Linked DNA regions of Homo sapiens: region 1 is linked to region 2. A link is a contact called in ENCODE Hi-C data. All regions are on one chromosome and are shown on one strand. Each heading gives the region's core, a stretch centred on a gene start or an enhancer-like site at or near the end of the contact. The rest is flanking DNA. Distances are from core to core; before and after follow the strand shown.

Region 1 (6,657 bases), core at 2,347-4,846, 4.9 Mb after region 2:
ATTTAAACAAGGTTGATTATTTTAGAAACAAATTAAGAAATAAGCTACAGACAGACCCAAAATGCTAAACTGTTAGTTTCCATAGGCATAGGGGTTTATTTGGGGGTGAGGTAGTAGAGAGAGAGATAGAGATGGAGAAAGAGGGAAAGAATTAATGAAATTGGGAGACTGTTTCATTCAGATCACAACTTCTAGTTTGACTCTTCCTAAATTCTTTGCTTCTTAATTTTCAAATCACTTCAGATTGCAGCAATGTTAACCTCAGCAACTAAAAATAAAAACTTCAGTATATAACTTGGGAAGAAAAAAGTAGTAAAGGGAAGCAATTCAAGATCTGTTATTGGTATTTGAATACATTTATTGTGACAAGAATGCTGTTATAAATATTCATAAGCAAAGGCCATCTTTTTATCTAGGAATTGTCAAAGAGAAGATTCCAAATTGGAAGGATACATCTTTTGTAAAATCTGCCACCAATTCCTGCTTTGAGAATAAGCACCTATTGTAAAATTTCTACTAACATTATAAATGGTCACAGCACATGCCACTTGATACAATCCAAACTTTGAAATGTTTGACTTCTCAGTGGGCTGTCCCTCTCCACTGCAACCCCCCTTCCTCCAGCCTCCTGAAACATCGCACTATCCTTTGGTAAGCAATTCCATATAGATAGCTGGGGGAGGAGGAGTATAACCTGACCATAGCATCAGGTACATCAGGTACATTTATTTCTAAAGTCTAATAGAGAACAGTTTTTACTGCTTAATAGTAAGAAGCACTGAGAGTGATTTTAATCGACATTCTTAACTCTTTCAACTCCACCTAGATAGCTAGTATCTACAGATGATGCAGAAAAGAGGTTAGGGGAGTACTTTCCAATAGTTTATTGTATTTTCTTAAATATCCTTTCTGGAATTTTCAGAAACAAAACATAAAAAAATTATATACTTTATTACAAATGGTAAACTCAGAGTGCTCCAAATCTCTTATTTACAAACAACACTGGGCAGGATACCCAAACAAACAAACAAGAAATAACTTACAAAGGCATGAAGCTGTTTATTGACAGTAATCAGCTTTCATCAAATTAAAAAATATATATATGTACATACACAGTTAACGAAGGCAGGCCAGAAAGAGTTCATCTGTAGGCTCAGCCTCGCTCTCACAAACCTCCCTCCTGCCGCCCCTCCCCAACCCTCCCCCCGCTTTGTGTTCTTAAGGAGTACTACAGAAGCAATCTACAGTCTCTATTGCAGTTTGTAACCCCCTCCCCCTCCCCCCTTTAATACTGAATGAGATCGAATGTTAGGTCCATGCAGTTCTTGGTCAATGTTAACGAAAAGTCCAACGTTCCGTTCGCGCGGGGACAGCCCGTCCGCAAAGCGGGGCAGCCCGCAGGCGGCCGCTCCCTGGCTCCACGCCAAGGGAGGGCGCGCCAAGTCCTTCCCACTCGTGCACACTGGGGGCGCCGTCAGGACGCAACCCAGTCCAACTTGGATACCCTTGGCTTTAGTTCTCGGACACTTCTTTTTTCTCTCCGTCGCAACTTGTCAAGTTCTCAAGTCTGTCTCTCTGTGTTATTTTTTTTCTTCGTTGCCCCTCAGCCCCCGACGGTCTCTCTTCAAAATGTTTGCAACTGCTGCGTTAGCATGAGTTGGCACCCACTGTTAACGTGGTTCATGACTTTCTGTTTAAGCTGTGCCACCTGTTCCCTGAGCATGTTGGCCGTGGACGCCAGCTCCGAGTTCTGAGCTTTCAAGGTTTTCACTTTTTCCTCCAGCCGGGCGATTCTCTCCAGCTTCCTTTTTCGGCACTTGGAGGCAGCGATGCGGTTCCTCATGCGCTTCCTCTCCGCCTTGATCCGCTCCTGGGACTCCATGTCGATGGGGGACAGGGGCGGTGTCTCGCCGGGCATCTCGGGCACTGTCTGAGGCTCCTCCTTCAGGGCCTGCAGCCGCGGGTGCTGCACGGGCATCTGCTGGGGCAGGTGGTGCGGCGGCTGCTGCTGCTGCTGGGGTTGCGCGGGAAAGGCCAGGCCGGCCGCGCCGTAGGAGGGCGCCCCGCCGCCGCTGCTCAGCGCGCCTGGGTTGAAGTTGCTGAGGTTTGCGTAGACCGGCGGCTCGCTGTGCAGGCTGGCGCTGAAGCCGCCGCTGCCGCTGCCCCCTGCCACCGAGGCTACCGCGGGAGCCACCATGCCTGCCCCGTTGACCGGCTGCGCCGCCGACGTGACGCTGGGCAGCGTGTTCTGGCTGTGCAGTTCGGCCAGGGCGCGCACGAAGCCCTCGGCGAAGCCCTCCTGCTCATCTGTCACGTTCTTGGGGCACAGGAACTGGGTGGGGGTCGGCGTGGTGGTGATGTGCCCGTTGCTGGACTGGATTATCAGGCGCTCCAGCTCGGGCGACGCCAGCTTGAGCAGCCCCACGTCGGGCGAGGTGAGGAGGTCCGAGTTCTTGGCGCGGAGGTGCGGCTTCAGGCTCCCCACTGGGTCGGCCAGGTTCAGGGTCATGCTCTGTTTCAGGATCTTGGGGTTACTGTAGCCATAAGGTCCGCTCTCGGACGGGAGGAACGAGGCGTTGAGGGCATCGTCATAGAAGGTCGTTTCCATCTTTGCAGTCATAGAACAGTCCGTCACTTCACGTGAGGTTAGTTTGGGCTGCGCGCACAAGTTTCGGGGCCGCAACAGGGCTGTGGCAAGCGGGGGACACCCGCGCCCCCCGGAGCCTTTGACAGGGAAAGTTTCTCTAAGAGCGCACGCACCCGCTGGCTGTCGTCCCCGCTGCGCCCTCCTCACCAGCTCGCTCCAGGGAGCGCAGGGTTAATTAAGATGCCTCCCGCACTCTTACTTGTCGACTCGCGCGCGCTACCCGGCTTTGAAAAGTCGCGGTCACTCACTGAGCGCTCTTCGTGCGCAGCGGTTCCTCGGAGTCCGCAGGCGAACTCACTTCCCAGAGCAGCGGCTCTCCCCGCGGAGCGGATCAGTGCGGACCCTGCAGTGGCCGGCCGGCGGCGGGTCTTGGCCGCCCGGACTCCGACGACTTGTCCCCTCCTCCGCTGCTAGGGGGAGGGGGCGCCCGGCAGCCGCGGCTCGCGCTCGCCCAAGTTCAACAACCGGTGCGAGCGAAGCTGAGCGCACGTCCTTCTTCTCTTGCGTGGCTCTCCGCCGCCTTCTGGTCTTTACCGCCGTGGAGAAGCCTAAGACGCAGGAAAGGCTTGCAAAAGTTGGCTCCGGGACTCTGCCACTTGTCTCCGGTCCTCCCAGCCGGGAAAGTTCTTTGCTGCTGCAGCCGCTCGCCGACTTCCCCCGGCGGGCGCGTGGGTACCGCTGCTTTCCGCCGCTGTCAACAGCGCCTGGGCAGCAGGGCTCTCCTCCCGGGGGCGGCTGGAGACCAGGCTCTCTGGACACTCCCGAAACACCAGCCCGGGAGCCACAGGCGCTAGCTCTGGGCAGTTAGAGAGAAGGTGAAAAGAAAATAAGATTTGCAGTTCGGACTATACTGCCGACCTGGCTGGCTGGCTGTGTCTGTCTGTCTGCCTGACTCCGCGCACCTCCACTCCCGCCTCGCTGCTTCAGCCACACTCAGTGCAACTCTGAGCCCTTATCCAGCCCGAGCTCAACACTTATCTGCTACCAGTCAACCCCTAAAAATAGCCCATGATGTCACCCCAAGGCCTTCCCATTGGCTCGCGTCGCTCTCAGGGGGGCGGGCCCGCCCGTCACCATGGAGACTCCACCCTAGAAGATTCTTCTCTGGGCCCGCGGAGGCTCACGGGATGAGGTAATGCTCCGCTGCCCTCCTACAGTCGGGCCCTTCTTTCTCCTACCCTCCCCCCTGCCGCACGCCTCTCGGCCCTCTCTTCCCCGGTCCCCTCCCCGGGCCGTTTTTCCCGGCCCGCCCGGTGCATTGTGGGCTGACGTCTTGGGGTTTGACTGTCTAGTGACGGTGGCTGCCGCGAGCGGGCGGACGCTCGCAACCTCTGATGGAGGGGGGCTCAAGTTCACGGCTGCGGACGGGGATGCGGGGGATGCAGGGACCCGGGAGGCCAGGGAACCTGGCCAGTTGTTTTGGGCCAGGGGTGCGGGCGAGGGGTGGTTGTTGTTTCCCCACTTGTGGGGCCCGAAGTCATCCACCGGCGGCCGCCACCGCGCGGGGCTGGAGGCTGAGAATCCAAGTACGCTGCCACCCCCCCGCACTTCCGGGGGGGCGGGAATACCGCCCTTAAGGTGGCTCTGTGAAGTCCCAGGTGGGGGCGAGCCTAAGGGGACTTAAGTTTAGGGGCGGTCTCCCGAGAGTCGGCCCCCCACGTTGAGAACACTCCGAAGTTTGCATCTCGGTCAAGTTCAGGAGCGACGGTCCGCGGGGTCGTCTGGCTGCTCGTAGAAGCCGAGAGATTTGTATTGCCCGAAACTGGACGCTCAGCTGAGTCTCCGTTGCACCCCACTTCATCCTCCGGGACCGTGGGGGAAAGGGCGCGGGGGTTCACAGCTTTGCCTCGGAGGGGCAGTTTTTATAGTGGGCGCAATTGGTGGGTAACAGGGTCCAGATGGGAACAAGCGTGTAGGCGATCCGAAACTCGGGGAACCCCGGTGTTAGTCTACTCCCCCTCCCGCCCCCGGACAACACGCACACGCTTAACACAACACGCACAACATAACGCGCGCGCGCGCGCACACACACACTCCATCCGCGCCGAGTTGCTTCCGGGAAAACAAGCCCAGAAGGCGGCGGACACTCGCATAAAGTCACGCAGTAGTACTCGGAGCCCGGGGTAGAACCTGGACTTCAAATCTCTGCACTCCCGGCCGGGTGGTGGGCGCATATCCTGGGTAGCCTCTAGGAAGCGCTAGACACATGTAAGTGGTTCCTTTTCCGCGGTTATTTTATTCTCCCCCCGCCCCCCACCCCTTAGGGACGAAAGTGTGTGGTGGAAAGAATCCCGAAGTCGGGAATCCTGGTTCTTTCGTGGCCAGGCTACCACAGTGTGAAGCAAGCAAATCACGGAACTCCTCCGAGCTTCATTTCCCTCATCTGCAGGTGGGGCCGGTGCCGTCCACCTCACTGGGCTGCCAGGAGTTAGTGTGACAGGGTCGCCTGCAGCACTAGGGAGGTGGTGGCCAAACAGCCCGCTTCCCTCCCCTGCCTCGCAGTTTCCATCCTCGCAGAGCCTGGATAGGATGCCAGGATATAAGAGTGCGATTTGGCAGGACCAGGTGTACTTTCCTGTGAGAAGCATCGAGGGGAGGAGGGGAGGGGGAACCGGGTTAGAAGTCAGATCTTTCCCAAGCCTCTGTCTAAAACTGGGGCTTGAAGTTGGACCTGCAGCAGTTTAAGTTCCTAGGTTCTAAATTCAGACTTCGCTGCTTCTGAACTTGGAATTCAGCCTTGGGTTCATTGCCCCCAGCCCTAAGGTATTTGCGGCTTTGAGTGTTCAGAAACCAACAGCAGCTGGTATCAGTGGGAAACCTGCCAACTTTTCTTCACTCCGGGCACTCACCTAGCTTTCACTGATCTGCAGAGGGTAACTGAAAGCCTACTGTGAGCCAGGCACTGAGCTGGGGAGGGGGTGGGGTAGGTAGGTATACAGTGATGACAAGATCCAGTTGCTTCCTCAAGGAGAGAACATTCTCCTCTGTCTGTTGCCCTGAATCATTTTCTGTTGTATTCAGGGAGTTGGTGTTCTAAATATTTTTTAATAACAGTAATAAAAATCAGTTTCATGTATTAAACACTTATTATCTGCCAGGCATTCTCCTAAGCAATTTAAATACGCTGTTTTCTCCCCACAACTGTCTTGAGAGACATATATTATTATCCAGATTTAACATGTGAGGAAATAGGCCCAGAGAGGTTAAGTATCTTTGTTGAGGTCACACAGGCAGCTGGAAATTGACCTCAGGTCTGTGTTACATTCCTTTGTATTTTCTCTACTCTGGCAAACTTTCTTGTGGAGTATTAGTTATCTGCAGAGGAAATAGCGCTTGTGGCATAGAAGAAATTTTCTTGCCTGATCCTCTGACTGTAACTCCGTTCAGAGCTCTTGTATTTAGAAATTTCAAGACTTAGGACTTTGCATAAATATATATCTTTTGCCTAAGGTTCTGTGTGTTCCTCTCTGCCTCATGTGGTTTAGTAGGCTGATCTTCTCCTTATGTTGAGAAATAGCATATTTCATCCAAAAAAATAACAAATCTGTTCATGTTAACGCCCCTGCTTGGAAGCCTTCATTGGCTTTTCCTTACAATCAGGAGAGTTCCGATTCCTATGCCTTGGAGAAGGGGCTTTTCACAATCCAACTCCTTCTCTCTCCAGCCTTATCTCTCACTCCCAGTTCTGTCAGGAAAGGCAGTGTTATGCTGCCCTAACAAACAACCCTAACATATCAGTGGCTTATTCCAGTGAAAGTTGGTCATTTCTGCTACATGACCGTTGTAGGTTGGCAGGGTAGCTCTGCTCATTGTAGTCACTAAAGGGCTCAGGCTGAAGGAGGCCTCGTGTTGATACCCCTTTTCACAGCTATCCTGACTGTGGGGAAGGAACTCGGAACATCATGGCTGTCAGAGCATCCACTTATGGCACACATCACTTCTGCCCATACATCATTGGCCAAAGCAGTCACATGGCCATGCCTCTTTAGATCACTATAATCCTACCAGGT
Region 2 (6,197 bases), core at 1,870-4,369:
CATTCTGTATTTTAAAGAGACAAACAATCTCAATAAAGCTGCCCAAAGGAAAAACAAATGAAACTAAGTTTTCATTTATGGGGTCTTCTAATGATCTTTTCGTTCCTATGATCACAGTCTTTGACAAGCTTATTAATCTTATTACATAATAAAAAGGTGATTTATGTTACGAAGGAGACATCTTAAAATTATCTCAAAGTGAATGTTTTGATGTGTCAATATAACATAGGCAGTAATTGAAAATAAACTGCTTGAAACATAATGCAATTTTTATGTTGAGAAGTAGGTCCTATAACTTTCTCCCCAAGTTGAGTATCACCTACCAGACAGCCACTGTATAGGATGAAACAAATCAATCCTGCTGAAAATTATAAATACTGTGGTGCAGATGGGTAGAAATAGCACTGACCAAACAATACTTGCAACTATCCTCCAGCCCAAAACCTATAAACAAAAAGAAAAACCCTCACTCATGAAGTCAGTTAAATTATTTCAGTTATGCAAATCCTATCTTTTCATACAGGATGTTAACCACTAACTCAGATCATAATCCGTAACTCAAACATTCACTACTAGTAATAACATTACGTACCACTAAAGAATTTATAGTATCAGTGAGCTGATGCCTGCATTAGTACAAAGTTAGGTGCAACATCAAATATCATACTTTGTATGAGGGGTGGTGGGCATTGATTTACAGCTGTTTTAGAGCAACTAATACTTGTCTCTCTAGGCTTAATTGATAGCTATATTAATATATAAAGGCTGTACACATTTTATGGGAACCACCTGTATACTGTAACTGTATTTATAATCATCAGATATGAACCTTTACTGGGCAACTACGGCACTGTAGCATTCTATTCATGTTTGAATTGCCCGTATCTATCATATAGGAGGAAAATATTTACTGCTGAATAATACAAGAAGATATAGAGGGGTTTTAAGCATGAAAGTGACAATCAAATTCATGTTGCTCAAGGTAAAACATGTCTGTTTACTGAAAGCTGGCTTTAAGGAAGATGGAGGAGTTGGGACACGAACCAAACCAGAGACAATGCAGTTAGGAGGCAGTCCACCAAAAAGCTGAGGCCGGGCGTGGTGGCTCACATCTGTATCCCAGCACTTTGGGAGGCCAGGGTGGGCGGATCACTTGAGGCCAGGAGTTTGAGACCAGCCTGGCCAACATGGTAAAACCCTGTCTCTATAAAAAATTTTTTAAAAATTAGCCAGGCATCATTCCAGCCCGGGCAACAGAGCAAGACTCTGTCTAACAAAAAAAAAAAAAAAAAAGAATAAAGTTGAACTCCTATCCCACATTCTTTTTGATGTTGTGATTTTGAGACAGCTCGCTCTGTCCCCCAGGCTAGATGCAACAGTGCCATCTCAGCTCACTGCAACCTCCTCCTCCCGGGTTCAAGTGATTCTCCTGCCTCAGCCACCTGAGTAGCTGGGGTTACAGGTGCCCGCCACCACACCTGACTAATTTTTTTTTCAGTAGAGATGGGGTCTCGAACTCCTGACCCCAAGTGATCCTCCCACCTCAGCCTCCCAAAGTGTTAAGATTACAGGCGTGAGCCACAGCGCCCAGCCTCCTATCCCACATTCTATACAAAAATTAACTCAAAATGGATTAAAGACCTACATGTAAGAGCTAAAACTATAAAACTCTTGGAAGAAAACATAGGAGTAAACCTTCATGATCTTGGATTTGGCAATGGTTTCTTAGATATGACACCAAAAGCATAAGCAACAAAAGAAAAATATAGATAAATTGGACATCAGCAATATTTAAAACTTTTTTGCTTCAGAAGACACTGTCAGCCAAGTGCGGTGGCTCACAAGTGCCAAAGGTGGCAACAACCCAAATACCCACATACTGATGAATGGATAAACAAAATATGTGGTATGTCCATACAGTGGATTATTCAGCCACAAAAAGGAATGAAGTACTCATGCATGCTAAACATACACCAGGCACGATGGCATGCACCTGATGTCCCAAATAGTTAGGCGGCTGAGGCAGGAGGACTAGTTGAGCCCAGGAGCTCAAGACCAGGCTGGAGAAGATATCGTATCTCTATTATAAAAATAATTTTTAAAAAAATTTTAGAGGCCAGGCACGGTGGCTCACGCCTGTAATCTCAGCACTTTGGGAGACCGAGGCGGATGACTCACTTGAGGTCAGGAGTTCAAGACCGGCCTGACCAACATGGTGAAACCCCATCTCTACTAAAAATACAAAAATTAGCTGGGCGTAGTGGTGCGTATCTATAATCCCCGCTCCTCGGGAAGCTGAGGCAGAACTCCTTGAACCCTGGAGGCGGGGGTTGCAGTGAGCCGACAACGCGCCATTGCACTGCAGCCTGGGCAACAGGGAGCGAGCCTCCGGCTCAAAAAAAAAAAAAGATAAGACTTACGGACCCAAAAGTTTTTAGTTTGGAATACAGGGGAGATGGCAGTGCACTGGGATAGAAGCACTTTTCCAAAAGGGATCTTTCTCCTCTTTCTCTTTGCACTCCAGAGAAGCGATGTAGTACTGTTAATTCCGTAACTTTAAGGAGGAAGTACTATTCCACTCAGCTCAGTCCCATTCTACCTTACAAAGAACACCTGCCCTGCTTACTGGACCCTAACCCCAGCCTCTACTAATGCCACATTTCTTTCCAATTCCGTGCATTCCTTCCCACTTCTTAACGAAACAAATTAAGTTATTTATTTTGCACCTACTGGATACGGTACCCTTGCGTAAAACTCCGCCTCACTCCCTATTCCAATTTCCATTCAGTCCATCCGTCCCACTCTGACCAGCTTCCTTCCACTCAGGACCCCTCTCCTACCCCGTAACCAACTTCCACTCAGGACTTCCCACAACCCTGCAATCAGTCCCCCAAGTGGTGCCTTCCCCACGCGTTCTCTCCACGCTGCCCCGGGACCGGCCCTCCCCCGCCCAGCGCGCACGCGCGATCAGAGCTTGCCCGCCCGGCCCGACCCTGGCAGTGCGTGCCACAGTGCACGCCGCACTCACGCGCCACAGTATGTCCCGCGACCTGCCGGCGCAGGGCCGGCTCACGGCCGTGGCCATGGAGATGGCGGCCCCTAGTCTAGGGCGTACAGGAGACCGTGCGCCCGCCCGCCACCGCAGTTCAAAGGCAGGAAGGCCCCAGGAGGACCCTGCTGGGTCTGCCTCAAACGCTGCCTGAGCGAAGCCCGGCCCAGGCTCCAACCCATCCCTGCGAGGCTTCGTCTGGACAAGCTCAACAGGCCAGGACTGCCGCGCAGACACGTCCCGCAAACGCGGCTGTAACTCCAGGAACCGCCCTCTGGCGACCAAACGGTCCCTTCGAAGCAGGGTCCAGCGGGGCGCCAGAAGCAGGTGGCGGCGCTGCATGCTGGGAACTGTAGTCTCGACGGCCCCCTGAGAGGAAGTAGGAGGAATGTTGCATTCTGGGACTCGGAGTTCCAAAGTACAGAATGCTGGGAGTCAAGGTCTTCCTGGAGGTGCCTTGAGGCATGCTGGGAATAGTAGTCTTTTATAAAGCCGATAACAGCCACAGTATTGATTGACTGGAATTCTTCAGTTAGAGCTAGCAAAATGATCTGCCCTCATTTCTCCCTATTACTTTATAAGTCACCTAAAAGTGAAACCAAAGGATGTGGTGGTCTTCTCCACAATAGGTACGCAGTAATTTTACTGAAATAAAAAAAAAATTCTCTAGAGATGCCTTTGGTTTCATAAAATCTGGTTTCTACTTCCAGATCTGCCACTTGCTAAATTGAATATTTTTATCTTCTCTGAGCCTCCATTTCTTCAACAGTAAGATAAGGATGAAAATAAAAATATCCTGGTGATGTTGTGAGGATGTAAATAATATGCTATACAAATGTTATCATTAATATACTGCCAGTAAGAAAAAAGGTGTTTCACCAACCCAAGTTTCACCTAATGAAGTCTTCTCAGTGCTTTAGACCTCAGTGAGATCTCTGGATGCATATCGCTAACGCCTTTTTATGCTCAATCACATGCCACAGTCAACATGCAATACTCAAGACAGAAATAGATTCAGTGATTTACTGACTAAGGAAATGCATAGGCTGGTGAGAGGAATTGAGATCACACCTACTGCTCTGCAACGTTTGCTAACAATGGCTTCCTGAATGCTTTAAGATTATATCCTATTCACTTCCAAAATCATGTTACTATCAATCATGTCTAAAGCACTGTAGGACAAACTGGGAATACAACTGATAGATCAAGTCTCTGCCGTGAAGAGATCTATCCGGTGGTGGAGAAAACTTGTAAAGAATTAGTCCAGGCCAGGCACAGTGGCTCACACCTGTAATCCCAGCACTTTGGGAGGCCAAGGCAGGAGGATCACAAGCCAGGAGTTTGAGACCAGCCTGGGCAACATAGTGAGACCTCATCTCCACAAAAACAACAACAACAACAACAACAAACTTTTTTTTAAATTAGCCGGGTGTAGTGGTGCACACCTGTAGTCCAAGCTACTCCATAGACTGAGGCAGGAGAATTGCTTGAACCTGGGAGGTTCAGGCTGAAGTGAGCAGTGATGGCGCCATCACACTCCAGACTGGGCCATAGAGTGAGACCCTGTCCAAAAAAAAAAAAAATCAGTCCAAATGCGTGTTCATAAAGACACCTCAGGTTCTAAGGTTCTTGTGGTAGAGACTACTCGTTGTCTGCCTCAATATCTATTCTCCCCTTCTTTCATAATAATTGAACTCCCAGTTTTTTAACTGGGCATATAGTTATATTTCCCAGCCTCTTTTGCAGCTAGGTATGGCCAGCTGACTGAGTTCAGGCCAATAAAATATAATCAAAGTATTGCATGGTAGCTTCCTAGAAACCCCCTTAAAAGGGAGCTACTGCATGATGGTCTTTGCCTCTTCTTAATCCCATCCTCCATTCAGCTGCCTGGATTTGGGATGTGTTGGCTGCAGCTCTAGCACCATACTGGACCACAGAAAGGGGGTCACACTGTAGGGAAAATGAAGTACTGAGCCTAAAGGAGACTTGATTATTTATGGCAACCATATCAGTTCTAGGCTACCTGCCTTTACCTCCTAATTTCATTTACACAAGAGAGACAATTATTTATTGTTTAAGCCACATCTATTTTTTTTTTTTTTTGAGACAGAGTCTCACTCCTTTGCCCAGGCTGGAGTGCAGTGGCATGATCTCAGCTCACTGCAACCTCCGCCTCTCGGGTTCAAGTGATTCTCCTGCCTCAGCCTCTTGAGTAGCTGGGATTACAGGCGCATACTACCATGCTGGCTAATTTTTGTATTTTTTAGTAGAGACGGGGTTTTGCCATGTTGGCCAGGCTGGTCTCAAACTCCTGACCTCAGGTGATCTGCCTGCCTCAGCCTCCCAAAGTGCTGGGATTACAGGCATCAGCCATCGCATCCAGCCTCTGCTTCTGTTTTTATAGCACCTATCACAGTCTTAAATCATCTTGTTTGTTTACTTCTTATTGTCTGACTTCTCACTAATATACAGACTTCACAAGAGCAGGGACTTTGTCTTGTTTATCATCGCTTCCAAAGTACCCATTACATTAGTAAGTAATAAATGAATTTTTATTTAATGAATAATGAATGAGTGGAAGAAATTAACTATATTGGACAGTGTTTCTTCAGGACAAAAACTTTTGATACCTATATCAAAGGGGGATTTAATGCAGGGAATTGATAACAAAGTTGTTGGAGAGGCTAAAAAAGCATAGGAAAGAAAGAACGGGGCTGTAGTAGCTAAGAGCAGAATGGAGTTACTGCCCAAATACCAGGAAGCTACTGCTTCCATTTAGAGCCATGAGACAACACTGAATGCTGAGCTGCTGAGGGTGGTGCCCCTGCTGCTGTTAGAACCACTCTGTTGATTTGAGCACCCTGTAGCTGCTGAAAGCACCACCCAGAAGTGCCTGCAACTATCCAAAGTTGCTCTCTGAGCCTTTGAAAGCCATAACCTGGCCGAGTGTGGTGGCTCACACCTGTAATCCGTTTGAATTACTTTGGGAGGCCAAGGTGGGCGGATCACAAGGTCAGGAGATTGAGAACATCCTGGCCAACATGGTGAAACCCCGTCTCTACTAAAAATACAAAAATTAGCTGGGCATGGTGGCACATGCCTGTAGTCCCAGCTACTCAGGAAGCTGAGGCAGGAGAATAGCTTGAAC

Evidence for each region. Hi-C counts contacts between places; a loop is a spot of excess contacts on that map. Pooled maps may share reads with other maps.
Region 1: a map of naive thymus-derived CD4-positive, alpha-beta T cell shows a loop between it and region 2 (18-fold over the local background). The contact joins the promoter of JUN here to the promoter of NDC1 in region 2. A Hi-C loop is called at or near these places in 1 of 168 maps with a recorded cell type or tissue (naive thymus-derived CD4-positive, alpha-beta T cell), 1 of 37 single-sample maps with no recorded cell type and 4 of 50 pooled maps.

What each region holds. Positions count from the first base shown.
Region 1 is chr1:58,780,451-58,787,107 of GRCh38, forward strand. It overlaps JUN (Jun proto-oncogene, AP-1 transcription factor subunit), which reads right to left and starts at 3,597. Exons shown (of 1, transcript NM_002228.4): 1 at 341-3,597. The coding sequence starts at 2,620. The coding sequence ends at 1,625. It overlaps JUN-DT (JUN divergent transcript), which reads left to right and starts at 4,701. Exons shown (of 2, transcript NR_108106.1): 1 at 4,701-4,855. RefSeq lists silencers at 1,394-1,569, 1,957-2,036 and enhancers at 1,707-1,886, 3,295-4,042, 3,557-3,816, 4,043-4,788.
Region 2 is chr1:53,835,177-53,841,373 of GRCh38, forward strand. NDC1 (NDC1 transmembrane nucleoporin) reads right to left here and starts at 3,120. Exons shown (of 18, transcript NM_018087.5): 1 at 3,029-3,120; 2 at 324-444. The coding sequence starts at 3,085. RefSeq lists a silencer at 2,874-3,003 and an enhancer at 3,114-3,593.